Regions from separate parts of the Homo sapiens genome. Here all the other regions are linked to region 2. Evidence: chromatin loops called from intact Hi-C (ENCODE). Cell type or tissue: endothelial cell of umbilical vein. All regions are shown on one strand.

What was found. A loop is a pair of places that touch in the nucleus more often than their neighbours do. Peaks named below come from ENCODE experiments on the same cell type or tissue, not always from the same donor. Only the 100,000 strongest peaks of a DNase experiment are listed, where the experiment ranks them.
Region 1: it touches region 2 in a loop (8-fold over the local background); 7 of 110 quality-filtered maps call a loop at or near these places.
Region 3: it touches region 2 in a loop (7-fold over the local background); 29 of 110 quality-filtered maps call a loop at or near these places.
Region 4: it touches region 2 in a loop (10-fold over the local background); 80 of 110 quality-filtered maps call a loop at or near these places.
Region 5: a loop joins it to region 2, with 9 times the contacts of the local background. A loop is called at or near these places in 103 of 110 quality-filtered maps.
Region 6: it touches region 2 in a loop (5-fold over the local background); 49 of 110 quality-filtered maps call a loop at or near these places.
Region 7: it touches region 2 in a loop (5-fold over the local background); 66 of 110 quality-filtered maps call a loop at or near these places.

What each region holds. Positions count from the first base shown.
Region 1 is chr1:61,433,962-61,437,961 of GRCh38, forward strand. The region is part of intron 10 of NFIA (nuclear factor I A); the gene reads left to right. Among named protein-coding and RNA genes, the nearest start is that of NFIA-AS1, 180 kb to the left of the region's middle. RefSeq lists an enhancer at 2,630-3,131. In endothelial cell of umbilical vein, a CTCF peak has its summit at 2,227; DNase peaks (open chromatin) are centred at 420, 1,470, 2,290 and 2,970; H3K27ac peaks cover 3,656 bases.
Region 2 is chr1:61,048,341-61,052,340 of GRCh38, forward strand. No RefSeq gene overlaps it. Among named protein-coding and RNA genes, the nearest start is that of NFIA, 32 kb to the right of the region's middle. In endothelial cell of umbilical vein, a CTCF peak has its summit at 1,715 (motif pointing right); a DNase peak (open chromatin) is centred at 1,841; H3K4me3 peaks cover 1,477 bases; H3K27ac peaks cover 1,639 bases.
Region 3 is chr1:61,586,487-61,590,486 of GRCh38, forward strand. No RefSeq gene overlaps it. Among named protein-coding and RNA genes, the nearest start is that of TM2D1, 140 kb to the right of the region's middle. RefSeq lists an enhancer at 1,275-3,750. In endothelial cell of umbilical vein, a CTCF peak has its summit at 2,378 (motif pointing left); a DNase peak (open chromatin) is centred at 2,355.
Region 4 is chr1:61,336,564-61,340,563 of GRCh38, forward strand. All of the region lies in intron 4 of NFIA (nuclear factor I A), which reads left to right. Among named protein-coding and RNA genes, the nearest start is that of NFIA-AS1, 85 kb to the left of the region's middle. In endothelial cell of umbilical vein, a CTCF peak has its summit at 1,836; DNase peaks (open chromatin) are centred at 638, 928 and 1,638; H3K27ac peaks cover 2,741 bases.
Region 5 is chr1:61,451,707-61,455,706 of GRCh38, forward strand. It overlaps NFIA (nuclear factor I A), which reads left to right. Exons shown (of 11, transcript NM_001134673.4): 11 at 3,597-4,000. The coding sequence ends at 3,614. Among named protein-coding and RNA genes, the nearest start is that of NFIA-AS1, 200 kb to the left of the region's middle. RefSeq lists an enhancer at 417-2,812. In endothelial cell of umbilical vein, a CTCF peak has its summit at 1,859 (motif pointing left); a DNase peak (open chromatin) is centred at 1,695; H3K27ac peaks cover 1,945 bases.
Region 6 is chr1:61,639,590-61,643,589 of GRCh38, forward strand. The region is part of intron 2 of LOC107984964 (a long non-coding RNA gene); the gene reads left to right. Among named protein-coding and RNA genes, the nearest start is that of TM2D1, 84 kb to the right of the region's middle. RefSeq lists enhancers at 2,115-2,164, 2,375-2,424. In endothelial cell of umbilical vein, a CTCF peak has its summit at 2,339 (motif pointing left); a DNase peak (open chromatin) is centred at 2,302.
Region 7 is chr1:61,850,336-61,854,335 of GRCh38, forward strand. The region is part of intron 17 of PATJ (PATJ crumbs cell polarity complex component); the gene reads left to right. It also overlaps the pseudogene RNU6-1177P. Among named protein-coding and RNA genes, the nearest start is that of MIR12132, 6.3 kb to the left of the region's middle. In endothelial cell of umbilical vein, CTCF peaks have their summits at 1,997 (motif pointing left) and 3,425; DNase peaks (open chromatin) are centred at 1,996, 2,516 and 3,376; H3K27ac peaks cover 649 bases.

The DNA.
Region 1 (4,000 bases), 390 kb after region 2:
ATTAGGAAGCCTCCTACTACCCACTGCAAAATCCTAACCCTGTAGGTTGTTCCACTGAGCATCAACCTTACAGGTGCCCAAAAGCCTGTTTAAATTGGGCACAGCTATTCTTCCCTTGTACAGGCAGCAGTCTAAGTGTACCATTGCTTCTCTTACGCTAAATTGTGCCTGAGAAGGGCCTTCCCAAGGGGAGACAATGTCTCTGAGAGTGGTAAGGACTGGCAGGAAGTGAATGCACCCCTCAGAATCTAAAGGGAAAGGAGGTACCTAAATCGAGGTGGTGCCTGGTCATTTTTTCTCGTATGTTCTCAGCTCCAGTAGCAGGTGTTGAATAGTAAGCAACACCTCGCAGAGATGAGTTACTCATGCAATCTGCTTCCCCTCCCTCCATACTACTGTGGGCAGGAGTGAATCGTCCCAGCTTCCCCAGCTCCCACACCAACCTGTAAGTTCTTGACACATTCTCTTCACATACACTTGGCGGCTGACTCACTGACAGGCTATGAGACACTCTTAAAATAAATTTTTCAATAAACAGAGTCTTTGTCTTTCAAGTTTTAATTTGGCAGCATGTCGTAGACATCCTTGGCCACAAACTTCACTTCTGGACAAAGTTCGAGCCATTAATTCTAGATACTGGTCACCTTTTCTCTCAGTTCCTGTTCTTCCTGTCACCTTTGCTCCACAAAGATTTGGGGGATCTTCTTAGTTGAAACAAATTGATGATTATTGTAATAATTAAGGTCTCTGCCATAGTATCTGGCACACAATAGGTGCTCAGTAAATATTGCTTCTCTTCTTGCTTCCTTTTTTTTAATATTAAAGTGAGAACAGTGGCAATAGAGAAGGGGAAGGTAAAAAAGAGATTTCACAGGAAATTTTACATTGTATGGGAGAGGAAGGGAATAGACCAAAAATCTGCTATCCATTAAATTAGCACTTGGAACTGTGGGAAAAGGGGGACAGAAAATGATGTCAGGAAAAGGGTTGGAAAAAGGAGTTGTGAGTTGGTGGACAGAACTGACAGGAACTAGATCAAAAGTTGATGATAGCCATGCATGGAACTTAGAAAACCATAGTGCCAAGTGCAGAAATGCCATCAACATTTCTAGCTTTTAGGTGGGTCTCCATAACAATGCTTCTGATCAGTGACATTCCAGGGTACTAAGGGAAATGTACTGGGTACTCACCAGGTTTCTCTGGGGGAACAGGAGGAAAAGTCATGATTCAAGGAGTAGGACAGACCTGTTCTGACATCCTGGCTGTGCCATTTATCTCAGTGATCTTGTGTATCTTACCCTTTAAAATTCAGCTTCCTCATCTGTGAAATGAAGGCAATAATAGTATCTACCTCATAGAAGAAACCCCAATTAAGTGTGGTTTAAGCCAGTCAGGATTATTTTCCTCCCGTAACAAGAAATCTGTGAGTGAGTGGTTGTTGGCATTGTTTCAGCGCTGCACGAGGCCAACAGGAACCCATGCCGTTCCTAACATTCTGCTCTGTCTTCCTCAGTATGCTGCCTCTTCAGCCTCATGCTTAGAGCCTCTGACGGCAAGATGGCTGCTGCAGCTCCAAATAGCATAGTCATATCATACCTTATTTTTCCTCTAATATCAGGGAAAAGGCCCTGCTATTCCTCCTGTGCACCCTGCTAGCAAATTTCTTTGTAGGTCTCATTGGCTAAATCTGGGTCACATTTTAATCTCTAGCTGCAAAGGATGCTGAGAAAACCAGCAGAAGATTATCTTGATTGGCTCAAATCATGACCGTCACCTAGGACCAGTCACATTTGCCTCTCTAAGCAAAATTGTCCCAAGGAAGAAGGCGCAATAGGTAGTGGATAGACTGTTAATAGGATCTGCCATATTCTTTTTTCCTATTCCCTGATAGGTTTCATGCACTTTTCAACTCCAGTAGTTGCACTTGACCCTCTTGTCTCTGAATGCTTGGCTTATTATTCTGCCTTTCCTCCACACACTCCCTATGTGTTTAGGAGATGTAGATGCTATGTGCGTGACTGTGCAGAGGTCATTTCTTTTCAGCCTCTGTTTGAGGTCCAGGATTTGGGCAGAAGTCCTGGCGTTTTGTGCAGACCTGCTCCCATGGGGCTGGGTCACCGTGTGCTGGTTAAACATGGACTCTGAAAAGGCTGAGTTGGAGGATATGTGCCTTTGTGGTTGCAGGGGAGCTCTGTGAAACAGTGCCCCCTGGGTGCCCTCCAGAGTGCTTACCAAACAGGCAGCAATAGGTTCTGGGTTTCTCTTTTATGACTTGGAACCAGATGCTTCCTTTGCAAAGGAAAAGAGCCTGGTTTTGCAGAGCTTGAGTCAACACAAGTTCAGAGAACAGGAAAATGAGTTGACTGGCCCTGCTGCATGAACTTTGAGGAGAGAACTCAATACAGGTGGTGTTCTCGCTGTCCACAAAGTCCTTGCTTGTGAAAATCCTATGCCCAAGAAATTGGCCTTACCGAATATTTCTACACTCTAAATAATGACTGTTCACATGAGGAAAGGATTCAGCATTAGGAATCCTTTTGGACCTAGGCTTTCCCAGGGCTTCTAATGAGTCTAAGGCCTTGAAAGTTCCACTGACACACACAGTTTCAAGCCCAGAGCTTGCTGTCTAATGTGAGATCCATCGAAGATCTCACGTGAGGTCTCAGTGATTCTTCCTGCCACTTTTCTCACACCCACCTGCTTACCTTCCTGTTTGTTTATTGAGGACTTAGGCACATTCTTTGATCTGTGCCCTGTCTTTTTGGGATATAGCCTTTCTATTGAGTCTGTTCATTGAGTTACATTCCACAGCACACACCTCCCCCAAAATATTTGCATGAGAATTTTTCTTAAGGTCTCACATTGCTTCCTTTACAGCAGAGATGAAATAACTTAGCACTTCTAATTGGCTTTTCACTTTCCAAACGCTTTACACATTTAACTAATGAGTCACATGAGCTTGTGATAAGCCGGATCCCTTGTCTTGGAGCAGGGACACTGGGTTAGGACAGGCTGTTCTGGCCCTGTGTTTCTCACCCTCAACACCCTCCTTCCTCAGAGTCTGAATGTGTTGAGATAATGGGGATGCCACCAGGCACAGTTGTTCTCAGCACAGGGCAACCTCGGACCCTCACAGTGCTGCCTTAATAATGTGGGAAGCACCCTTTGCTGCCCTCCAGGGCTGGACTATGCTGCATATCTCCTGTTGCCTTGACTAGTGAAGGGAAGCATAAGGCCAGCCCTCATGACATACAGCTTCTGCCCCTCTCAAGCGCAGTCTTCCTTCCATTGGTCCCTGGCAGTGTGTCTGTGCATATATGGGGAAGGAGTGGTACTAGGGGGATAGAAGAATAACATAGTAGGTCTAATAAGGGAACTGACCATAGGAGGGACCTATGGTCTTGGTACACAGAGAAACCCTGGACTAGGAGTTTTTCTACATCTTGGTACACAGAGAAACCCTGGACTAGGAGTCAAAATACCTGGATTCCTAGCTCATCTCTCCCACCCGCCAGCTGCATGATTGATCTTAGAGAGGAGAAAGAAGCCAGAATTTATTGAGCACCTACTATGTTCCTGGCACCATACTAAGCTGGAAGGGAGGCTAAAGATGTACATTATTCAATCCCTGCCGTACATAGCTCACAGAAAGAAAAGTAAATAAACTAAGATGTGATCGATGAAGTAATTGAAATAGGTATAATCCATACAGAAGAGTCAGTAACTAACTCTGGGGAGAAGCATGGAGCTCATGGAAGATATGCCAGAGGAGAAGACACATGAGTGGTTTTGAAGGAGACAGATATACTTGGTGGGGAGAACATTCCAGACCAGGCAGGAGGAACAGTGCATGCAAAGGAACAGCAGTGTGTGTCTGAAGAACCCTATTCTGTTTGGTGTATCTGTCAGTTTACAGTAGACGGCAGAAACATTAGATCAGAGTCTAGTCGTGAATAAATACATACCTTTTTCCAAGGGTAGTAAAGCACTTGGACTTTAT
Region 2 (4,000 bases):
TAAATAGTAATAGTAAGTCATCCACAAATATAAGATGTTGTTTGGTTTTTTTGGTTCGTTTTGTTGTTGTTTCTGAGACAGTTCTAGCTTGTCACCCAGACCGGAGTGCAGTGGTGCCATTTCAGCTCAATGCAACCTCAGCCTCCCAGGCTCAAGCCATCCTTCCATCTTGGCTGTCGAAGTAGTTAGGATTACAGGCATGGGCCACCACGCCCAGCTTTTTTTTTTTTTTTTTTTTTTTTTTTTTTGTAGAAATGGGTTTCTCTGTGTTGCTCAGGCTGGTCTCCAGCCTCTGGGCTCAAGTGACCCGCGCACCTCCCAAACACTGGGATTACAGGCTTGAGCCACCACATAGCCATTGTCTTTTTTTTTTTTTTTTTTTTCTCTGAGACAGAGTCTCACTCTGTTGCCCAGGCTGGAGCGCAGTGGTGTGATCTCGGCTCACTGCAGCCTCCACCTCCCAGGTTCAAGTGATTCTCCTGCTTGACTACTGAGAAGCTGGGATTACAGATGTACCACCACGCCCAAGTAATTTTTATATTTTTATTAGAGATGGGGTTTCGCCATGTTGGCCAGGCTGGTCTCGAACTCCTGACCTCGGGTGATCCGCCCACCTCGGCCTCCCAAAGAGCTGGGATTACAGATGTGAGCCACAGCACCCGGCCTACAGCCGTTGTCTATGAGGAGATAAGCTAGTTATCAAAACTCCCCATAACCCATCCTGTTTCCTACTCAAACACTGAAACCTCTTAGCTCTCTCCCACTTCCTCTAAGGCCCTAATCTTCAAGGAACAGAAAGAAGCTAAACAGTCTTACAAGTTAGATTTCTTAGAATAAAAGATGGGTTTTCACATTAGAAATAGGTGAAAGTTGGCTGGGTGCGGTGGCTCAGGCCTGTAATCCCAGTAATCCAAGCACTTTGGGAGGTCGAGGCGGGCAGATCACCTGAGATCAGGAGATTGAGACCAGCCTGGCCAACATGGTGAAACGCTGTCTCTACTAAAAAATACAAAAAATTAGTCGGGCATGGTGGCGCGTGTCTGTAGTTCCAGCTACTCAGGAGGCTGAGGCAGGAGAATTGTTTGAGCCAGGGAGGCAGAGGTTGCAGTGAGCCGTGACCGCGCTATTGCACTCCAGCCTGGGAAACAGAGAGAGATTCCGACTCAAAATAAATAAATAAATAATTAAAAACTATTTTTAAAAAAGAAATAGGTGAAAATTCCTTAGAAGGCACCTACAGCTTCTTACCTACATCATCTCATTAAATTCTCACAATGACTCTATCAGACAGGTACCACTATTCCCTCTTTTGAGGGATGAGGAAACAGAGACTCAGGGAGATAAAGTAACTTGCCCAAGGTTACACAGCTATTCTCAAGGAAACGTAGTGCATCCCATGAAAATAGCCTGGAGTCGAGATACTGGAGTCAAAGTGCAGCCAAAATTGTCAGGGTGCAACCTGCCTGTCCAATCAGAGCTGCTACTTCTTTGATACTGGAATCCCCCAATTCCTGAAATTAACACCCAGTTCTCCACTCCCCAAAAGCACACGCTGAGTGCCCTCAGGGCTCTTGCTGTTGCCAACGGACCTATAACTCGGTACAGGCTCAGGCAGCTGAGAGGAGGCTGTGGACACAACAGGCCTTGCTAGGCTTGCTGGGACGGGGCCACATTACTTTGCAGGCGCGTCTTTCTCCTGCCTGCTATCTAGAGCTCGCCTGTAGGTGGCGCCCTGCTTCGCTCAGGGGAATTTGGAGGGCGAGGACACGGGTCACCAGCTGCCTCCCCTGAAGGCCAATTTAAGTTGTCCCCTGGCTTGAACTGAGCGCAGGAACCTCGGTGATGGGGACATGCCCCCCTCCCCGCGCGCTCTTCCTCTCCCAGCCCCCCTGCCCTCCCCTCTCCAGGGGCTGGCGGGCCCGCGCTTCCTCCGAGGTCGGGCTACGCGGCGCGATCTCCAAGCGCTGGGGCCGAGCTTGGCGCTCCGGGGCGGCGCTTCGGTCCCCGACCCTCGGGCCGGCCCGCTGGCCCCCACTCCGCTTCCTCCCGGCACCCGCTTCGCCGGCAGCTGTAGCGGAGGTGGAGGGATGGGGGACTGTGACCCCCGTGAGTGCCGGCGGGGCGGGGCAGCTTTAAAAACTTCTGAAAGGCCTGGTTCAAAGCCTCAAAGGATAGAACTTGGGCCGGAAGGCGGTTTCCACGGAGGGGCCTAAAAGGGGGCTGGGGGTGCACCTGCAGGGCCAGGAGCTGCGGCTTGGGAAGGGGGGCCCGGTCACCGCGAGCGCCGCAGTCCCCGCCCCGCACTCGCCGCCCCTTGGAGCCGCCGCGGCCCCGCCCGGGCCCTGCGCTTTCATCCTCCCCACGGGACAGCGGCCGCGCGGGGCGGGGGCGGCTCTGGCCGGCGCGCTCCCGGCGGGGTCTTCCTTCCCTCCGGCCCCTCCCTGGGAACCCGAGATTTCGCCGCAGAGCTGAACTCCCAGATTTTAACCCCAACCCCCCCGGGCGGGAGGCCGCGGAGAACCGGGAGTCGCGACCGAGGAAGCGTCCCCAGTCACCTCCTAGCCCCCCACACAGAGCCCCGGGGAGGGTGAGGAGGAGGAAGAGCGGGAGGAAGACCCGCGCCGGTGGGTGGGGGCAGGGAGGGGGCGTCCGGGGTCGCAGGGCGGCGCTCCGGAGAGTGGCCCCGGCGGCGTCCGGAGTCGCTGCGGCCGCCGTGCCACCTCGGGCAGGTGGGGGGGGGAATGCGCGGCCGCCGCCAACCAGGGTCGCTCCGCCGTAGACGCCGAGCAGACGCGGTCCGGCGCTCGGCCGGAGAGCCGGCTAAGGGGCTTTTCATTAGCACCGCATTAGGAGGACACTCATCCTCCAGAGTCCTTCCCGTGGAAGCTCTTGAGTGAATTAGGTAAATGATTTGCTCCATTTGTAGTTTCTGAAGATATTTTCTCAGATCTTCAATCGAGCGCTTTAGCCGGGGAGCATATCTGTGGGGGCCTCCTTCCCACTACCTAGGGTCTCACTCGGTGACAATTGCTGAGTCAGTGAGGACGTGTGGGGAAAGGTAAAAGTGGAATTGAGCAAAGCTGAGTAATTTAGCTAAGGAAGAGAAATCGCTACTGAAAATAGAATAGTTTAAAAATAAACTACATAAAGTTTATTCTTTTGCTTGGAGTCCTGCTCCTTGATCCGAGAAGGTAAAATCCATCAGAGTTGGGAGTTCCCTCCCCCCCATTAGCATTTATTACACTTTTTCAAAGTTACTGAAAGACTTCTTTTAGTGAATTTTAAGAAGCAATCGTGGTTGACATTACAGGCATCAAAGGTTTGGGGAACAGATGGGTAAACTTCCGAAGAGCTTAGTTGCAACACTAGCTCTCAAATTTAGTGTCAACTTTTATTTTAAAAAATAAAATAGGGTGGTGTTTTTATTAAACTTTTATATTTCAAGAGGTAGAGAACACCGAAGAGGAAAGAGACTGAAGGGAAAGTAGGGTGTTGGAAACAAAAAGAGAAAGGCGAGATTGACTGTAACATTCTGGTCTTCAACGAGTCCCAAGTTGGAATCCTAAAGCACTGCATATTTCTGGTAGCGTTAACTCTAACTGGAATATTGGCGGGCCTGGTCTCTAAGTGCGTCCTAAGAAAAAACAGATTTAAGCAAAATGGTTTTTTCCCTTTTGTGAAGGGAAAAAATTTAAGCACTTGCTTCATGCGGTAGCCCCAGCGGAAAAGCGAGCCCTCCCGCTCCCGGTGGCCTGAACTGAATTTGCTGCTTTAAAATCGGCAGGTGTGCCCAGCGTTCCCAGCGCTGCAGCCGGGACCTGATGAGTAAGAGTAAGAGGGCTCAACCGCAGGACATCACATGCCGGGTACCTAACGTCGGCATTTAAGCAGACAGGGACTAATATGCTGGAACTATCCTCCCGACACTGGCAAAGCCCAGAGACCGCATTTCCTACCACTTTGCCCACTTTGTACTGGGCACCCTCGGTAAACAGGATGA
Region 3 (4,000 bases), 540 kb after region 2:
TTGAATTCTAGGTAGAGTTCTTGGAAAGTGATGGCTTTTCGAGAGCTGGGCTTCCCTAGCATGGAATGACAAGTCACATAACAGCTCTTTGTCCAGTCATATACTGAGCATCACCTGCGTATCAGGCACTGTGCTGGGCACCAAAGATGGAAAGATAATTCGTGTCTTCACTGTAGTAAGGTAGATAGGGGCCAGGCATGGTGGCTCACACCTGTAATCCCGGCACTTTGGGAGGCCGAGGCAGGCGGATCACCTGAGGTCAGGAGTTCAAGACCTGCCTGGCCAATGTGATGAATCCCCGCCTCTACTAAAAATACAAAAATTAGCTAGGCATGGTGGCGCGTGCCTGTAATCCCAGCTACTCAGGAGGCTGAGGCGAGAGAATCACTTGAACCTGGGAGGCAGATGTTGCAATGAGCCAAGATCATGCCATTGCACTCCAGTCTGCGTGACAAGAACGAAACTCAGTCTCAAAAATAATAATAATAAACAAGAAAAAAATAAGAAAGGTAGATAGGAACACAACATAGCTGTACTAGGGGTGAGTTATGTACAAGAGGGTGTGGGTGAGTGGCCAGAGCAGGTTTCACAGAGGCCAGGACATGTCAACAGTCTTCACTTTAGAGTAGGAATTTGCTAAGAAGACCAGAAGTCTGGTTGGCTGGCAAAGAGATGGGTCAGGGTAAGGGGAGTCCAGCAGAAGGAAAAGTATGCATACAAGCATGGAAGCATGAACTGGCTGGCCTGTGGGATCGTCATGACCCCAGGATCAAACTCATATAAGTTTCTCCAAGACATAACAGTTCTTGTCTCAAGTAAGACACTAGGAGAGTAGGCCACTAGGAGCCCCAATTCCATCAAACACCTCCTAGCCCTGTCATGCACCCAGCATAAGCACAGGGGATGATACAAGAAAACAGTGTGATATCACCATCCCAAGTTGCTGCGGATCAGAGAGCTGTCTTACTGTGATGCTTAATTTTTGGTGAACTTACAGAAAAAAATTCAAAAAGTCTGAGGCTGCCCATTAGGAATGAGAAATTGCATATGAGGGTTAGCATGCTAATTATGTTTTGTGTAACCTACTGGACACACTGGGATGGCTTTTCCTGAAAGAAATTATCTGAGTCCTACCTTACCACCTAGACAAACGGGAAAGGAAAGGGGGTTGATTCCACCAACAGTGTGTGCTTGTGACTTAGGCGGCTTTCCAGTCGAAGAAATACAAATAATTGTAAGGCAATTTTAATCTTTACTGAACTCTCTTGAAGCCTATCAAACGGAATCCCAAATGCACAGCAAAACATCTTAAAATTGCCTTTCCCTATCTCTCTCAAGTCATATATATCACACGTTTATGGCTCTCTCCTCCTAATTTTTTTCCTCCCTCTTTCCATATTCCTCCCAAACTCTCTTAAGCTCAACTACAAGAACACTTGTCTTTTCACCCCAGCCCCATTCCCCGCTTTCTGGATTTATTCCTCTGGTGGCTAGTAGATCTCTCTCCTTTCTAAAGTAAATCAATTTCACATTTCTGCCCCCCTACACCAATCAACACCACATTATTTTTATATTTGTGGCAGAGGTTTAATAGGTAGAACAAGGGGATGCTTTGCAGAGGCTAGAACACTCAAGAGAAAGATTTGTTTTCTTTGTCATTTGAACAGCAAGCATATATAAACCATGCTGGTAAAGTTTCTTTCTGGTGGCTCCCATATTTTAGGTTACTGGCCACCCTAAAAACCTAAGCCCTAAAAACCTGTTACCTTCCCATGTAACAGAAGCTTAATGTAAATGACTTTCATAAGCCTGTATTCCTTTAACTTATTTTTTTCTTCTTTATCCATAGCAGATTTAAGTCTGGATTCCTTGACTCATCCAAAGTGGTTAAGTGCAAGAATGCTATTTTTTTTTAATGCCTGTCTTCCCCATTAACTCCCAGAGGGCAGGGGTATTGGCCATCTAGGTGACCATTAGCACTGTCCCTGGAAAATGGAATACACTCATTAATTCTTATATTTAGCATTTGTTGAAGGGAATTTGAATGTGAGCATAAATTTCTTAAAGGATCTTTCAGTCCCTTGAACAAAGTGTGAACCAAGTGTCATCCAAGTTATACAACATGGAGTACATACAATTGCATTTCACTCTAATTCAAGCCTAAGAACAGGTGACCCAAGAAGCAATCTCAACCCCTCAAAGATTTTTCTCCAATACCTAATCTGCAAGCCAAGGATCTTTGGGGTACAGAAAAAGTCATTTTTTTTTCTTTCCTTTGAGGGAAGTGACAGATACAAAGTTTTCATACTCAGCTCCTAACTGCCCCCAGCTCATCCTGGCAGCTGAAGAGTTAATCTGCTGCCACCTAGTGGTTCTTGGCCAACCTGCGGGAACCCCAGCTCACATAAGGTGAGGGTGAATGGGGTGGGTGTGGACTGTCTCCATGAAGAGGACAAGGTTCTCAAGTGGCTTTGTCTTCCCACCCCCAAAGTTTATCTCTCTCTTTCTCTCTCTCTCTCTCTCTTTCTCTCCCTCTCTCTCTCTGTCTCCCCCTCTCTCTCTCTCTCTTCTCTCCTCTCTCCTCTCTCCTCTTTCTCTCTCTCTCTCCCCTTCTCTGGGGCCTGTTTCCTGTAGACCTGAGGCAAAGCAGTAGTTCAGGCTGGGATTTCTTGCAAGTTTTCCACTGTGGGGTGCCGCAACAGCTGTGACCCTGGCTTGATTTTGATGTAGACTTCAAGGGCGCCGTCCCCAGCGGGGAGAACATTTTTACCTCAGGAGCCTATTCACATTGGTAGCCTTGGCAGGGAAAGTTCCAGAAGCTTTGATTACACAAATACCTTTGCTAGGTACAGGCCCGTCTTGGCAACCTGGGGAGAGAGAATGTGCACATGGGCTGATTAAACCAAACGACCCGTTTCCTTTGCCGGGGCTGGGGGCTGGGGGTCTTCGGCTTGGAAATGATTTTTTCCTTGGCTGTGTTGCCTGGAAACTTTGAGGGTTTAATTAGGACTGGGGAGGTTTTTGGCTCCCGCAGCTGCCTCTGCTCTCCCCCAGGGTTACTGAGTGAGAATGTGTGCATGCGTGTGTGTGTGTGTGTGCGCGCGCGCGTGTGTGTGTGTGTGTGTCCCCTGCAGTGCAGGCCAAAGCCGTCTGGAGAAGTTAATTGTGTACCAAGGCAGATGTGGCTCTTTTTATTTCAATTGATTTCAGTTAATAACTTTTAACCTCCGAACCGCAGTGAGGCTGCGTGTGGTTTATGTATCATGTACTGGAGCCCAGACAACTGAGTGGAAATGGTAGCTATTACCTTACTGCCGCCATCCATCTAGGGCCAATCATTGGAAACTTTTCTAAATGTTCTCAAGCAAATCCAGAAAGGACATCCTCCATCAGTGTCTCTCTGGCTCTGTGAATTCCTAGGAAGAAGTAAGACAAGAGCCGGCCCGCCCCAAAGCAGTTATCTTATTTGGTCAGGAGGAAAAAGTTGGAGTAAACAAATTAAAATGAAACATTTTTCATCCTTTATTGACTTCAGTATTCTTTTTATTAACCTCAACATTACCAAGCAGTTACTCTCCCATTTGGAGACTTGGAGAAAGAAGAAGAATTTTCTTTTCTGCTTTTCTTTGATATGTATATATGTTTGTATTTATTTTTCAACTACCAATGTTATACACAAACATGTTCTGGTTATATAAGGATTAAATACAGAAGTATAAGCCCCCTTGCTCACAGGCAGATTTTCCAGCTGGGGTCAAGGCAGGTGCAGGCGCATTGTGACCCACCCTTTTTCTTCCTTCCCTCCCTTTTTTCTTTTCTGCTTTCCTTTCCTCCTTCCTTCAGAGGAAGATTCAGAGACACAGGTCTTTCCTTCATGGAGCATGTGGAAATGAGCTCCCACATACCATGTGTATTTGTTTGCTAGGCCTGCTGTAAGAAGATACCACACAAAGGTCTAATATCCAGCATCTATAAGGAACTTAAACAAATTTACAAGAAG
Region 4 (4,000 bases), 290 kb after region 2:
GTACATTCTGTGGGTTTTGACAAATGCATAGTGATGGGTAGCTACTATTATGGTATCATATGGAATAGTTTTACTGCCCTAAATATCTCCTGTTCTCCACCTATTCATTACCTCCCACTCCCCACCACTGATCTTTTTACTCTCTCCATAGTTATGCCTTTCACTTAGATGTTTTTGATGGTCTCAGTGTCCTACAATCTCTGACTGTTTTGCAGATTTCTTCTTAACCTTCTGTTATCTATCCCAGCCCCATCCAGTCCCCTGCAATTATACCTAATTATGACTACTTACATGGGCTGAAAATTTCACAGTCATCATTAATGATGGCTTAGGTTGAGATTTTTCTCCCTTTCTGGATCTTTAGTATTCGATTTTTAAATTTGCTAATACAAATATTTACTTACACTAGGTTTCCAGTTAGTTTTTGTTTTTCATTTTCTTCCTTTTAAATGTAAGAGAGGAGGGAGGTGCTATTTCAGTATTTCCTCATGTGGATTCACTGAAATAACTATGTCCTAAGTGTGTTGTTTTTAATAGCGTTACTACCAAGGTGGCAATGGCAGAGAAACTCAGGAGAAAGCTGCTGGCTTAGCCTCACAAATTCAGAGGTGAGGGATGAGGCAACAAGGATGCTTGCCATTGAATTATACTGATCAGATACATGAACCTGTTGGAATCAGGGACTCCTGCTGGCCAACTGAAGCTGCAATCTTCCGTGAACTCCCCTTTCCTCCTTGCCTCCTGCCTACCACCTTTTAATTTTTTTTTTCATTATCATCTAAAGTCCACGAAAGGCAAGAATGGAAAGTTCTGCTTCCATGGCAAAGAAAATACTGTAGCATAAAAATCTATATTTGTTCTCTTGCTAGTTTTTCCCCCATGTGGTAGGACCATCTGAAAGTAGCTCAATTATTTATTGCCTTGTTCCAGGGGAGGAGGAAAATACAGACCACTAGATGCTGTGCCAGAGAGAGAGAGAGAAGTATTCTCTGCTTTGGGGAAGGGGGTTTTACAAGTGTTAACAATGTGGTTCAGAATCACTAAAGTTGTTTTAGCATAATACTATGAGGAAAGAGACAAGAACCATCTGTTGAAATGGCTCTTACATGATGCTGCATTTTCAAACAAAGCCTTCTCAAGGCATTTTTAGATTGGTCTCTTTCCCTTGAAGTTGCTACAAAGAGAGCCCACTCTACTAGCTGCTAAGTGATGCTGCTTAGATAGCTCTCTCTGTCAGCACCCACTCTTTTGTTTATTTTGCGCTAGTGTTTTCCTCAAAGTATGAGTGCTAAGGCTGTCAAATATCACTCCTGGTAGGAACCCAGAAAGTTCTCCTGAAAAATCCACTACTTCTGCCCATTTCCTTCCAAATTGCTGACTCTATTTTACTTGAAGTTGGTGGAGTGACTTCGAAACCCTAACTACTTCACTGGGAAAGAGGAAAACCGCAAATACACACAGGCCATTGTGACTCTGGCCTGGTGGGCTCTAATTTTCTAGCGGCGGTTTGTACACCCAAGCCGGCTGCAAGGGTTAAGTAAACTTCGTGGCTAAGGATGACTTCATGGCCCTGGAATTTTGAAAAGCCAGGATTCTCAGTACACTGTGGCCAGCCTTAGAGTCTTTGGGTGTGAAAACCACTCTCAGTTACCCGGACTGATTTTTGGTTCCTGTTGCAGTGCTGCAGAATCTATTAAAATCCGGCAGCTGAATTGTCCTGGCTCTGCCACAAAGCTCAGCTGCCGGGTCCACTACAGGATTCCTGAGTTGTTTGTCAATGGAGAGTGGGAGTGAATGGAACCAGGCATATGCCTCAGCCTGGCATGAGGTGGCACCCTAGTGGCTGTTTTCTGCCTTAGAAATGTGCGCTCTTTCTATATTTTCACACAGGAATTGTCATTAACATCCAAATTGCAGTTCATTTCTAAAGTTCTTTTTGAAGTCTCTGGGTCCTTGTTACGTTTTCAAGTACCCATATTCAGATGCTTAGATTTTCAGGCTAGTAATTTAGTAAGAACTATTGGCAATATTCTAACCTGACATGGTGGAACTTCTAAGACAGAATGAACTCGGCTACAAGGCACAACAAGAAAACGAAACTCTTGGGTAGGAACAAGCCCAAACTTGAAAATACAAAATGTTCTTGCACAGAAGGACTAATGAGGAAATGGGTGTAGGATAAGAAATTCCAGACATCCAGTCATTTGGGGTGCCATTTAAACATTCGCAGTACTTTAGATCTTAATTAAAGTGGGATAGATTTAAAACTTTCTTTCTAAACTAGTGGCCTGTTGGTTTTCCTGTGTTAAGTAACACGATAGCTGTGATCATTGCATGGAAATTAATTTTTAAAATAGCTTATATTCTTAAGCAAGATCTTCTTTCAAAAGAAACCATTTGGGCTCGAGCATTAAAGGAAGAAACAAAAAGAATATAATAAAAAATAGATTGCAGCCCTAGCATGAACAGTTGCCGTGACCTTGCCTTTTGTTTGCCATTACACAATTCAATGGCAGTCTACTCAAACTATGTGCTCGATCAATATCCTATTAAAGCAGCACAAAAAGTCTCCATAAACTTAGTGGTTAGCTATGTTTATAAATGGAACTCGGCATAATTGGATGGTCAATAGCAGGCTCTACTAGTAATTTTAAAATGAACGTCACACATTTTATATCTGTAGAAGTCAATGGCACCTCTTCTAGAGTGAAGGTAGAGTGTGGAGCAGACAAAAGAGTGGGTGGCCCTTTAAAAAAATCATAATGTCTATTTCCAAATGTAGTTTTTAAAGAAAATCTAAGTTATGGAAGAGAAAATTCTGATTGGCCCCTATATATTTTTATTTTGCCTATCTGAACCACCTTCTTCTGAATATATTATGACTTTGCAAATGTTACATTTTCTAGTTTTAATCAACCCCTCATAGAGAGGTAAAATAATAAATATTGCCATACTCGTAGGAAGAAAAATAACAGTCTGGCTGGCTTAATTCAGCCAGCTTCCTCTACTATAATTCAATAAATTTTCAAAATAAATATTGAAATTGAATTAGTTCAGGAGGATGTTTTGTTGTATGATTTTTTCCTTTTAATTTTCTTGACATGTTTGGGGTGAATATTTGGGTAGTAAAGCTGGCAGCAAGTGCAATGGACTGGTAGTAATAGAAATTGTCGTCAAACTACGCTTTCTTCTGAATCCTAGCTCACAGTATGGGTGGCCAAGCTTGATTTTTTTCCTATCCTACCCTCCTCACCTAATGAAGCCATGTAAGGTGAGAGTATCCCCACCCTTAGACTGACTCTGTCCTCAGCCGACTCAGCCCTATGAATTAAAAGGTGCATATACCTTGTGTTCGATATGTGCCCTGGCTGTTGTCATGGACCACTGAGCTGTTGAAATTAGAACTATGGCAGGAATACGCTTATGACATTAGTGTATCCTTCAGTCACTGCTCTGCATGAAGGTCTAGTCCTTTCTCTTACATGCATACTCCTACAATCTTCCTGGTTAGAGCTGGCAGTGAGAGTTCTCATGGCAGAATTTGGGGCCGTTTTGATCTCTGTTCTCAGCTGAAGCTTCTGATAAATTTACCAGACTATGAATACTCTTATTATAAAGATTTGAACTGGGGAGAAACACAACATACCCCTTGATGTACATACTAATGTGTTGTCATGGTCTCTATTCGTATGTTCATCTATTTCTAGGTCATTCATCAGTTATGCTTTCTATGTGTCAAGTATAAAACCTATATTCAAGATGGCAGCATGATATTGTAAAACAGTACAGGATATAGAGTTGGGGAATTGAGCTTTGCAACTTATCAACTCTATAGCTTTGGGCAATATTTAACCCCTCTTGGCTGTGTTTTCTTCTAGGTTACAATCATTTATTCATTGAGCAAATGTTTATGAAGTCCTAACTGTGTGCTGAGTCTAAGTCCAAGTACTGGAAATAGGAATACCTCTCAGGAGTGTAATGAGGGTTAAGTGACAGATAG
Region 5 (4,000 bases), 400 kb after region 2:
TGTGTTTACTTAATGTAAATGTATCAAGATAACATCATCCTATATTGCATTGTAATAATGCCACTCACTGCACATAGGGAGGGAGATTCCTTTGTAGTCCATTTGGATACAGTAGGGTAGATTAAGGGGCTATAAAGTACGAAGGCAGAAAGCATATGAAACCTAAGCTTATGTCACTAAATGTCTGAGGATAGTTTTTGTTTAATGTGTTACCATTTTCCCAGTGATTTGCTGCTCAACCCCAACGATCGAATAAGCTCAGATTTCTTTTATGTTTTTCCTATATGACCCAAGAAGAAAATATGCAGAATCATTCTTCAATTAATGTTCTAAAACTTGTACTGCTTGCATAATAGAAATTATAAGAAAATATCACAAGAGAAAAGTAGGCTTTTACAAACATTATATTGTCCATCTGGTGTTACTAGCAGCTCATGGAAGTTTCTAGGAATTGACTGGCTTACACATGTGTGACTGTCACACTCATCCCAATGGGATTATGAGTGTCTTTACAAACTGATTAGGAGAAAATTCAGGGAGATGTATGAATTATTATTATTATTATTATTATTATTAGAACTATCTGCCATCTCTGCAAATAAATGATTTAATCAGAGACTTCAAAAAAGAAAAATTCCCTGTGTGGTTCCCCTAACCAACTTCCTGTTCTGGAAAACCTTGGTCAAGTAGCTGGGTTAATTGTCATGAAGATTAGTGTGATGTTGAAATAAGTACTAATGGTCAAATTATAGGAGTGAACAAGTTTAAGAATAGGTTTTGGTTTGGGCCTGAAAGGGTTAATTAAGGTTTTTTCACGGGTTATTAAAGACCCCCAACCTCTGCCTTCAGGAGTCATATTGACACCCCACCACAGGGCAGCTCAGCCCCTCTGTTGACATGTTGCTGGTCAGAGCACAATAGCCTTCTGTGTCTGCAAATCATTGCTAAAATCATCTCAAGGAAAAAAAAGTTTGAAAGCTTTAACGTTAGACAAAAGCCCAAGAGTTGCAGCGTGCAGCCCAAAAACCTGGAGTCAGCAACTTCTATTGATTAAAAACTAACCTTTAAAGTAACTCTGAGAGTGTGTGGTTAGCATTTAAATTTAAACATGTCATGAGTTGATTTGTGTTACTGAATACCAACTCAGAAGGAGTAACATTCACATCGCATTTTTTTTTTCTAATTCCCTTAAGCAGCTAAAGTATTTCATGAAATGTCAATAGGGCAAAAAGAAAAAGAGGTGGGGGGCTGATGCTGGGCCTTGTAGTTTTCTTTCCCATGCAAATATCCACCCCCCAAAAGAAAAGTGTGCAGAGTGAAACACAATAATTAGTCCTTTGTCTAACTTTCCCAAGTGCCAGAGAAAGACAGATTAATTAAATATACAACAATGTTGGTTTTTGGAGTGGGGGTCTTGCTTGCTGTGTAGGTCATAAATTAGGCAGAATAAATACTTCAATGTGTTTGCAGTGGGCCTGCTACGTCAGAACCACTGGAAGGTTGGTGGGAGGAGAGCAGAGGGTTTCTTGCTAATGATAGTCACGTCTGGGTCTGTCTGGTTGCTCTTAGCAACCAGACATGATGTAACACCAGGATGAACTTGAACTTGGGGGACTTGAAAAGAGAACAATAGACCAGAGCAATCAATAAAGCCTATTTCAGTGAAGGATTACAGAGCTGCTCTGGGGTAACCTTGTCGGCAAGGCACATACTGAATAGTAAGATGTGTGAAGAAACTTTTTTTTTTTTTTTTTTTTTTTTGCTTTGCTTTTTAAGAGAAGTGCAGAGGCACTGCAGATTTTTGTAGTGCCCTGAGGTCTCGTCCAGAAACTGTGGTGTGGAGAACTGCTCCCCCTGCTGACTCACTGGGTGCCAGGCCTTTGCTTCAAGAACTACCTTAGTGTCAGATTGAAGAAGTCTGGAATTTCACAACCGACTTAGAAAGTGTGAAAACAGAAATAGTAAGCATTATTCCCCGCACCCAAAGTTTGAACCTGTTTTGTAGAAGGGAGGAAGCGGCTCTAACGTGGATGAGAGTCAGCTGTTAGGTAGAGGCCTACTAGAAACACAGTTTGGGGTTTGCTTTCTCTCTCCTTTCTCTCCCCCTCTTCTTTCTTTTGTCCAGCTAGATTTAGGCCATGTGTATTTGCCAGGCTGATTTCCTTTCAGGACACAAGAGGCTTTATTGTGTTCCTCAAAGCATGTGGTCAAAGAATAACATCTGAAAGTCTACAGGATGCGTAGTTTTTCGGTCTGGGCTTAAGTTTTTTAAACTCCTCTGGAAATCAAAGGTGGCTTGTGTGACTAGGAAATCTTATACCAAACTCCATGTAGCTATCACTTAGCCATTCATCCCTGGGGACCAAATGAGTCCTTACATTACCTAATGGAATCTCTTCCACAGGGATGATCCTTCACCTGCCTGAAGCAACCCAATTAGAACCCTTTCTGATACCGTCAACTTAAAGAATTCAGAAGCATTGGTTTTTGTTAGGCCTTGGTAATTTTTCTGTAAATAATGATAAATGTAGTGAATTTGTCAAGGTATCTCTAGAGAAAAGTCGGCAAAAGCCACATACTTTTTTATTTCACTGGAGAAACTAACTCTGATGTTAGTCCATAATTGCTCATTCTGTCTAGCTAACAGAAAAAGAAATGCCAGCAGATAAAGTGATATATGACCAGACAATTGCTCAAAGCTAACCACCTAAGGATTTACGAAAGGAAAAGGTAACCAGTAACTGGGCCTGGCAGGCACACAGAAGGCTCTAAATAAATGCTGCATGGACGCAAGCATGAATGAAGGGTACGCAGTGGCCTCATTTTTCCTTTGGACAATGTGGTACTTAATAGAGTAAAATCTTGATCCTACTTAGTTATTATGTTTCATGTTTGAAAATACCATTTTAGATATATTGGGCTGAAAGGAGCATCTTCCCTCATAAAATCCTACATATGTAAGGAAGGAAAAATACTGTGACTTGCTCAAAATCACCCAGGAAGACTGGGTCCAGCACTTTTTCCACCTTACCTCCACTTATTCTTGTGTCGCTATTGACCATCTGGGCCTGTTAGGAGAGTGTCACAATCATGGCTTCAGTGCCTGCACCTCATTTGAAAGGAGATGTTGAAAATCATCAGAGTAGCCATTCATTGCCACATGAAACCCCTCCCTTTACCCATTCTCCATTCATTCAACTCTTCTTCATTAAGAACGTTCTGTATTCCAGGCACTGGGCTAGGCACTGAGGATTGAATGATAAACAAGATGGTCAAGTTTCCTGCCCTCCTATAACTGCCCCCATCAGTTAACAAAACCCTTATTTGTATTTCAAGTGAACAGAAATACCTCATTCTGTAAGATATACTCAGAATGTTGGAAAACCCCAATGAAGACAATGAATTATAATTTCAGAAGAATAAGATCAGTTTCAGTGTCACAGGATTTTTTATTGTCTGTCGTGCCTTTACTTTTCCCAGCGAATCCCTCCCGCATCCCTAACGTAGATCCTGATTTCGTGGTTGAAAAGGCAACTTCTAAAACACACGTTTTTACAAATTGTGATTTTAATTGTATTTTTCCTTTTGTCTTCCAGTCCTGGTACCTGGGATAAAAGTTGCAGCGTCCCACCATCCACCAGACAGACCACCTGACCCCTTCTCAACTCTGTAACATGGACGCAACCTCAACCCAGCGCAGTTACAACTTCACTATCAGCGGAAGGGGAGAAAAACCGATTCAAATCAACTTGTACATGGAAACAGCAAGCATTATGGTCAAACAGCAAAGGCCATAACCTTTTGGGATTTTTTTTTTTTTAAAATACTTTAGGGACTGTTGTAATTTCTCATATGGTGCTGGAAATGGTTGGGCTTTGTAACATTTGAAGTGTTTCCATGGTAGCGTGAGCATTAGGTGACGTGGCTAGCGGAGGACTACCCTTGCTCACTGACTTCCTGTTGTAACACACTTTCCTTACGGAGCCTGGCTGTTTCACAG
Region 6 (4,000 bases), 590 kb after region 2:
GTTTCTAGTTTGAATGACTTAATGAGTAAAGTCTAATGAATAACAACTTGTTAGTATAATCCGCAAGACTACACCAAAGCAGTAGGAGAGCTACACAACTTTCACAAGCTCCCATGTCTGCAGGAGTGCTCTGCTCTCTTTGGATTCTGTAGGAACAGAGGCATCAATCAGGTGCTGGGAATACAGAAATTTTCCACCAACGTGCTCATCAAACTTTCCTTTACCGTAAGCCAAAAGAATGTCTCTGAGCTATGAACATCAGACTTTAATATAAACTTTAAAATCTTACTCTCAGCTCTACGGACATGGTTATAGGTGTCTGGCAATTGAACTAGGAGAGCCTGAAAGTAAACACATTGTCTCTTGGAAATTGATGAAAAAACCAAGCATGTTTCTTTATTCATTCAAAAGATTTTACTGAGCATCTTTAGCCTGAGAAGTAGGAGGTAAATTAGACGTGTTCCCTGCCTGGGCAAAGAGTATATTCTATTAGGGGAGAAAGAGGCATACCAAGATGTGCGTAACACAGTTATGCAGTACGTAGTATGTTACATAGATCTAGCAAGACAGCGACATTTAACAGATGACAGGGAGGGGGTGGAAATTCGGTGCATGGGCACGGCTATGAAAGATTTCAAAGAGGCTGTATTTGAGACAAGCCTTGAAAGACCAACAAGAGTTTACTAAGCAGAGAAGAGGATGGGGGAGAAATTCCCAGAGGAAGAAACAGCACAAGCAAAGGCACGAGGGTCCTGAAGAGCACTGGGTATTTGGGGCTAAAGGGTAAAAAGAGCAGGGTATCTGATTCCAGATTAAAATGTCATCCCTCTATTCTGAAATCTGAAAAATACTAGCAGCTTGATTTGTCCACAGTCACTTGTGCCAGGTAGAGAATCCTAATTCGTGTAGGCCCAAACCAACAAGAACCTCTTGATGTGACTACTGCCTGAGTATTGCAGTGTTCGTGGGAGCTTTAAGTTTACCTATCCAGATGGGAGAACCTCTTTCCCGAAATTCATAAGCAGTCCCACAACTCCGCCAATGCTACAGGACCCAGCTTTCTGAGGCACCTAGAAAGACATGGCAGTGGCCCAAGGTGATGCTTAGGTGGGCTGGCGAATGCACACAATAGAATGTCTGTCTGTGACATTTAATCTCACTCTGGCAAACTGGTGCAGCTGCCCTTGTACAACAAACGGGAAGGCACAGTGAGTGACCACCACCAAAAACAAACAAAACAAGTGTGTGCGTGCGTGTGAGCTTTAAAATTTAATAGCTATTCAGACAGTCCTTAGAGAAGGAATTGGCAGCTTCGGCCTCCAAGACTGCTCCCCCACCTGTCTCCAGGCACTGCAAACACAGCTGTGTAAGAAGGAGACAGTCAACGCTTCCAAGGAAAGAAATAGTGCAGTCTTGGGGGTGGGGTGATGATGAGAGCACCTTTCTCACAAACCCACGTGGGACAGGGCCTTGTCTAGCAACCGCAAAAATAATCGAGCAGGACGTGGTCAATCAAGCTCTTTATAAAACCTCATGTTAAGTAAAATCATTCAAGATCCAACTCAATGGCCACCTTAAACCCATGTTTTAAAAGCATGAGACAGAGCACACAATTCATGCTCAAAGGAGAACGAGGTAGCATGCATGCTGGCAAGACGCGCATTCAGGTTTGCTCCCGGTATCAAGATGAGACGTAAAGACGATTTATGCACTGTCATAGAACTTGTAGTTCCTCACACAAAACACAGAACTTCCTGGGAAAGTGCCTAGAAACTTCTTTATCTGTATTTCCCCAGGCTGCAAAGTGCACACATTTTTAAAGTTCAACTCTTAAAAAAAAAAAAAAGTCAGCAGAGGCAAGATTTCAACAGACGCCGGTCCAAATGTTAGCAATTCTAGAGTGGTCAGGGGTTTGCCGCTCCCAAAAGTAAGGGGGAAATTAGAAGAAGGAAAGAAGTCGTTTTCGAAGACGAAAACCAAAGCAAGGAGGTATTTTTGGTATCATTTTAATCACAAAATAGCACGAATGCGGTCTGTGCCTGTGCGCTACCCAAACGTCGATTTGAATACCACTGAACGCTAGTTTGAAAATTTCCATTTTTGTAATTTGCTTTCTTTTGTTAAGCCAAGACTTGAGAGAAACCTGGCAGCCGTCTCTAAGTCTGGCACGATTTCACCTCAGACGCACTCGGTTGGTTTGGATGTTGAGGGAGACCGCACATGAGAGAGGGAGAAGGAGGAAAAGAGAGCTGGAGAGCAAACCTACCGCTCGGCGGCCGCCGCAGAGAGCAGGCCCAGGGCTTCTCAGCCGGGGGATCTGGCTCCACCTACAGGAATCAGAAGGCAAACCTAGTAGACGCCTCGGCGTCTGCAGGAACCCGGTGGGGGCTGGGGGAACTTTGATAATTGCCTAGAGAATTTCCTAGCCAGTAGGAATGGGGGTCGGTAGAAGTGGTAAGGATTGGGAAGCAGGGATTTCCATGACCAGATTACCCACAGTCATATCAGATTCAGCGATTCTTATTTGGAGGAGAAAAGGTATCATGTCACCTCCTATGACCTAGGAATTTTAACTGGTTCCAGGTAAACCCCATTTGAAAGCAAAGGCAGCACCTGGTCCCAGGACAGGCCCAGCACATAGCATGCTCAGGCAATAACATTTGAATGAATGAATGAATGAATGAATGAACTGAATAATCCAATCTATCAAATAACAGAAACCTAATATGATAAAAAGAAAACCAACCCCCAACCCCAACACTGTTTTTCAGGTATATGTATGAGTTGTCAGGCATTTTTGATGGCTAGTAATTACTACAAAAATCCTGCACCATGTAGGCTAGTCGTGTTCCACCTCCGATGTGCCAGAGCAGTGATTGAGTACCACCGATTTCATCCCATGCCCTCATTTGCCAACGAATAAACAGAAGCTTGAAGAGGTTAAATGCCTTTTCCCAGGTCAACCAGTTTGTTGGTGACAGAACTGGTTTGGGGCTAAATTTTCCTGACCTGTCTGGTATTTGTTTTCTAAGGGCAGGAGACTCATTTTGCATTGGCCTGCTGGATGCCCTCAGCCGATTAGCTCTCACAGGAGGAAGTTAGCTTCCCCCACCCACCTGTTGGCCTGTCCCTGGGCTTCTGCCCCAGCTTCTGCTCTGGGCCACAGCCTCTGCTCATGCTGCTCTACTCCAAAAATCAAACGCTGCCTGGAGCTAATGCCAATGGTTGCTAAACTTATGAATTCATTTCCTAAAGCCTGAGGGACAGAATCTTTGAGCCTGTGGTTTAGTAAGCTACAAACAGGCAGGTGCTTTGTTTTGGCAACACAGGTGTCTTATATACAATATCTCCTCCATCTATTTACCCAAAGCACTTAATAAGCAGTTACTGAGTTTCCCAATGATAGTTATAGAAGAAGATGTTATTTACCAATTGAAAAGGAATTTTTGCCGTAGGCAGTTAGCACTCAGTTTCCAGATGAAAAGGTGAAGATCCTTCTGGGAAGTGAGATGCTGTGTGCATTATGTGAGATGAATATGATCCAGGGAAAGATAGCAATTAAGCAGATCCAGATTCTTTTTTTTTTTTTTTTTTTTTTTGAGATGGAATTTCACTGTTGTTGCCCAGGCTTGAGTATAATGGCGCAATCTCGGCTCACCACAGCCTCCACCTCCCGGATTCAAGTGATTCTCCTGATTCAGCCTCCAGAGCAGCTGGGATTAGAGGCACCTGCCACCATGCCCGGCTAATTTTGTATTTTTAGTAGAGACGGGGTTTCTCCATGTTGGTCAGGCTGGTCTCAAACTCCCAACCTCAGGTGATCCACTAGCCTCGGCTTCCCAAAGTGCTGGGATTACAGGCGTGAGCCACTGTGCCCAGCCTAGCAGATCCAGATTCTAACCACAACCTGTCTATAAAATGGAACTAACACTGTCATGACCTCTGAATGGATTAAAAATTAATCATTATTATTAATCACAATATTAATAATAATGCTGAA
Region 7 (4,000 bases), 800 kb after region 2:
TAATGATTATCACATGTTTGAATCTGTTCATGTAACAGTCTTCTTACGCCCACCAAATGAATGGATTCTTGAGAAAGTAACTGTACATTGAAATTTGGCAAACAAATGCATGTTTTACCTGTACATGCAGGCATGCTGCACATTCTGTACCCTCTAACTTTTCATCTGCTAGGTACTGAAACATGAACCTCTGGTGGCCAAGTGCAATATTTAGGGGATTCAGTTTTATACACTTTGGTAAGATGATAAAAATATCTTCTAACATATTTGTCTTCTTTCAACATTTCATTCATTTAGCAAATACTTAAGTTAGAGAAGCAGCATTGCTTAGTGTGGCTAAAAGCACAAACTCTGGGAATTGACTGGCTGGCTTAATTTCTGGCTCTGCCATTTACCAGCCATGTGCTTTGGTTAAGTTATTTAATTTTTCTCAATTTCCTCACCAGGAAAGTGGGGATAATGTTGGTACATACCTACCTCATGATGGTGTGAGAATTAAATGGGTTCAAATAAATAAGATTCTGAGAACAGTGCCTGGTATGGCAAGAGCTTAGTAAGTGTTACCAGCTGTTGTTGTTATTCCTATATGATGGGATGTGGCTTTTGCTTTTGGTGTACTTGCCGTCCAGTGGGAAGACGCAAACTAAATAGATAGTCATTCAACATTTTAACTACTCTTCAGTGCCTTCTCCATGACAAGCATTGTAGTAGGCCCTGAAAATCAAGCAAAAACTAAGCAAACACATTCTTGGTCTCATAAAGCTTACTTTTAGTAGGAAGTAATTTAAAGGAAATAATTTACAATAATTTCAGTAAAATGTAAAAAGTATTTTAATGAAGAAAATGCAACAAGCTGTGGATACATCTAACAGGAAGACCAAACTAATTCTAGAAGGTCAAATAGTAAAGGAAATATATTATGATAAATGCTGTAATTGAAGGTCTTTTTTGGTTTAGGGATATCACAGAGTAGGAAGTGCTTGGGTCTTCAGGGAGTAAGGGAATGCTTCTCATTGGAGGAGACACTTGAGCTGACTCTGGGGCAAACTCTAGACAAGTGGCAGTGGGTCAGGGAGGGCGTTCGTGGCTGAGGGGATGGTTTGCATTAAGCCACGCAGCATGACAAGGCCTTTCACAATACCTGGGATAAAGTGTTGGGCAAACGGGAGCAGGCAGTGATATGTATGGGGAAAGTGAGAGACGAGACAGAACTGCAGTTCTGAAGGATTTTCCTTCCACGAAGAATAAAGGAGTTAGGACTTTATCTTGAAGGCAGTAGGTATCCCTGAAGTACTGTAAGCAGAGGAGGAATTATGATCACCTTTTTATTTTTAAAGATGGTTCTATTATCTCTCTAGAAAATTGACTCATGGGGGCAAGATTAGAGACAGGTAGACTTATCAGGAAACTGTAGCAGCTGCTCAGAAGTAACGAGAAGCTGAACCAAGGCTGTGGCAGTGGAAATGGAAAGGAAGAATCAGAAGAGATAAAAGGCTGAGATAAAAAGAACTGACATGCCTTAGTGAGCAACTCAATGGAGGGGTGAGGGGGAGAAGGGAATGCTTGAGTATATGCTGATGCCACTCAGAGGATATAGGGAGGCCAAGGCGGGAGGATCACTTGAGGCCAGGAGTTCGAGACCAGCCTAGCCAATATGGCAAAACCCCATCTCTACTAAAAATAGAAAAATTAGCTGGGAGTGACGGCACACACCTGTAACATCAGCTACTCAGGTGGCTGAGGCATGAGAATCCAGCCTGGGTGACAGAGAGGGATTCTGTCTTAAAAAAAAAAAAAAAAAAAAAAGAGGTGTAGGGTACAACTTTCAGAAATAAATGGGCTGAACCAAACATATGGTACACTGTTACAGTGTGTATAATAATATAAGCCTTTTGAATAAAGAGGAAAAAAATTCCTTCAGAAGAGAATGGCTCCCATAGTACATGTTTCTCATGTTCTATGATTGGTCTCTGGTGCCCTCTATTGGCTATTTAGTCTAAAGCGGCATCTTGATTCTTAAACACAATGTTCCTTGCAGTGTTATTTACCAAAAGAAGAAATATTAGAGATTTTACAATTATGATGAAAGGTGATAAAAACTGATGGGGATTTTGTTTTTAGTAGGAAGACAGTTAAAATAATTTCAGCAAGGTGCCATCAGGGGTGTGCACATTGGCAGCACATGTACTAAAATTGGAATGATACAGAGATCAGCACGACCCTTGTGCAAGAATAACATGCACATTTGTGAAGCGCTTCATATATTTATCTATGTAAATATGCCTGGGGGCCTGGGGGTTGGGTAAGGGTTTTGAGAAGTGTCTCTATAACATTTGTTTGCTATAACATGCACATAATATCATAGATTGTATTTTCAGAAAATGGACCTTTCTGATGAGAAGCAGCCTGAGTCAGGCTGGTGTTTGAGCATTTTTATGCAGCAAAGCCTCAAGAATAGCAGCCACCTCAGTAGGCAGTAGCAGCTGCTGTTTTTCCATAGGGTGGCTGCTGCATGTGATGTAAAGGAAATGAAAGGAAATGACTGTTACTCATTAAAGCGATTTCATTCAGCTACGTGGGAAATCACAGGCAGAAAAGTCATCATAAAAAATGAAGCAGTGATTATACATAATGGGGCATCTTCAGAGGTAGCTAGTTTGTCCCCTCCCTGCCCCCCAAATGACAAAGAAGCTGCCTTTGGGTTCTGTCGTCCAGGAAAAGGGGTGGTAGATTGGATTTAGTGTTTAGCATAACTAGTGGTCTAAACCTGAATACATTTTAGTAAGAAAGCATTCCTGTCACTAGTTTGAGGTCTAAAGAAGGCCTCACTTTGTGTAAATTAGTGCTCACAATGACTTTTCTGGCAATAAGGAAAATATATTCACCTTTCAAGGGTAGAAGTCTATTTCCATTTCCTTCTGGTGAATCGTCCTTTAGAATGTTCCTAAATTATCAATTCAGTGGGTTGCATTTTGAAAACCTCCTCACCTATTTGGGTTAAAAATAATATTTTTAAATTTTGGTGTTATCTGAAACTGCAGAGATTGTTCACAAACAACTTGGTGCAACCATTTATTTGCTTTTGGTATATTTTGCTGTTGCAGTTTTCTCTAAGGAAGTGTAGAAATTATTAATATGAAGTAATGTTAGCTGCTGGGCAGTTCATGAGAGGAATAAGCTATTATGTAGTCTCCCTTCTCCCCCCAATAAAAAAGCCTTTCATCAAAAACTGACATCCTAAATGAAGGAAATAATTGTACAGCTTATTTATTAGTGTGTCAAACTTAAAATGTAATGGTTTCATATTTCAGGATGAAAAGTGTGTTGTGATTCATGGTTGCCAGTGACAAAATAGACAGCTCTTTTATATTACCACGTCGATTGCCTGCTGATATGCCACTGTACTTTTTGGTTCTCTTCTGTTCTCTTCCTATGCAATAGCTCCCTCTACTTGAAAATACTGGTGTAATTATAGTTTAACACTACTTTATTAGTGAGTTCCCTGGGCTCTTTTTTACTTTTAATCCTCTTCATAAATATGTGGTGTTATATTACATCAGAGCCTGTAAGAAAATTTTGAAGAGTCTCTTGACTCGGGGGTAGAAAGGCAGGGTTAGTTGCAAAAAGCAAGATAAGTTACATTTGAAGGCATTCTTCAAGGAATTAGCTGTGTAGCCTTTGTTGATTTAAATATGGTATATTTGGTTAAAATTCCATGCAGTACTTTGAAAATGAACCCTGATGTTTGAAACACAGAGGCATAGAAAACTGGATCAGAAAACTTCAAAAGAATCATCAGCCACTTCAAACAGACATAGCCGGGAACTTGGCAAGTTCTTACTTTGCTAATTCCAAAGTTTTGTAATTCCCACAGAAAACCTAGCAGTTTTTCTCTACTTTCTCTGGAAGGTTTTAAGAGAGGCTAGAGTAGTAGAATCTCAGGTTACAATATGTTGCCTTGTGGAACAGCATGTGCATAATGAAACAATGGGAGAAGCAT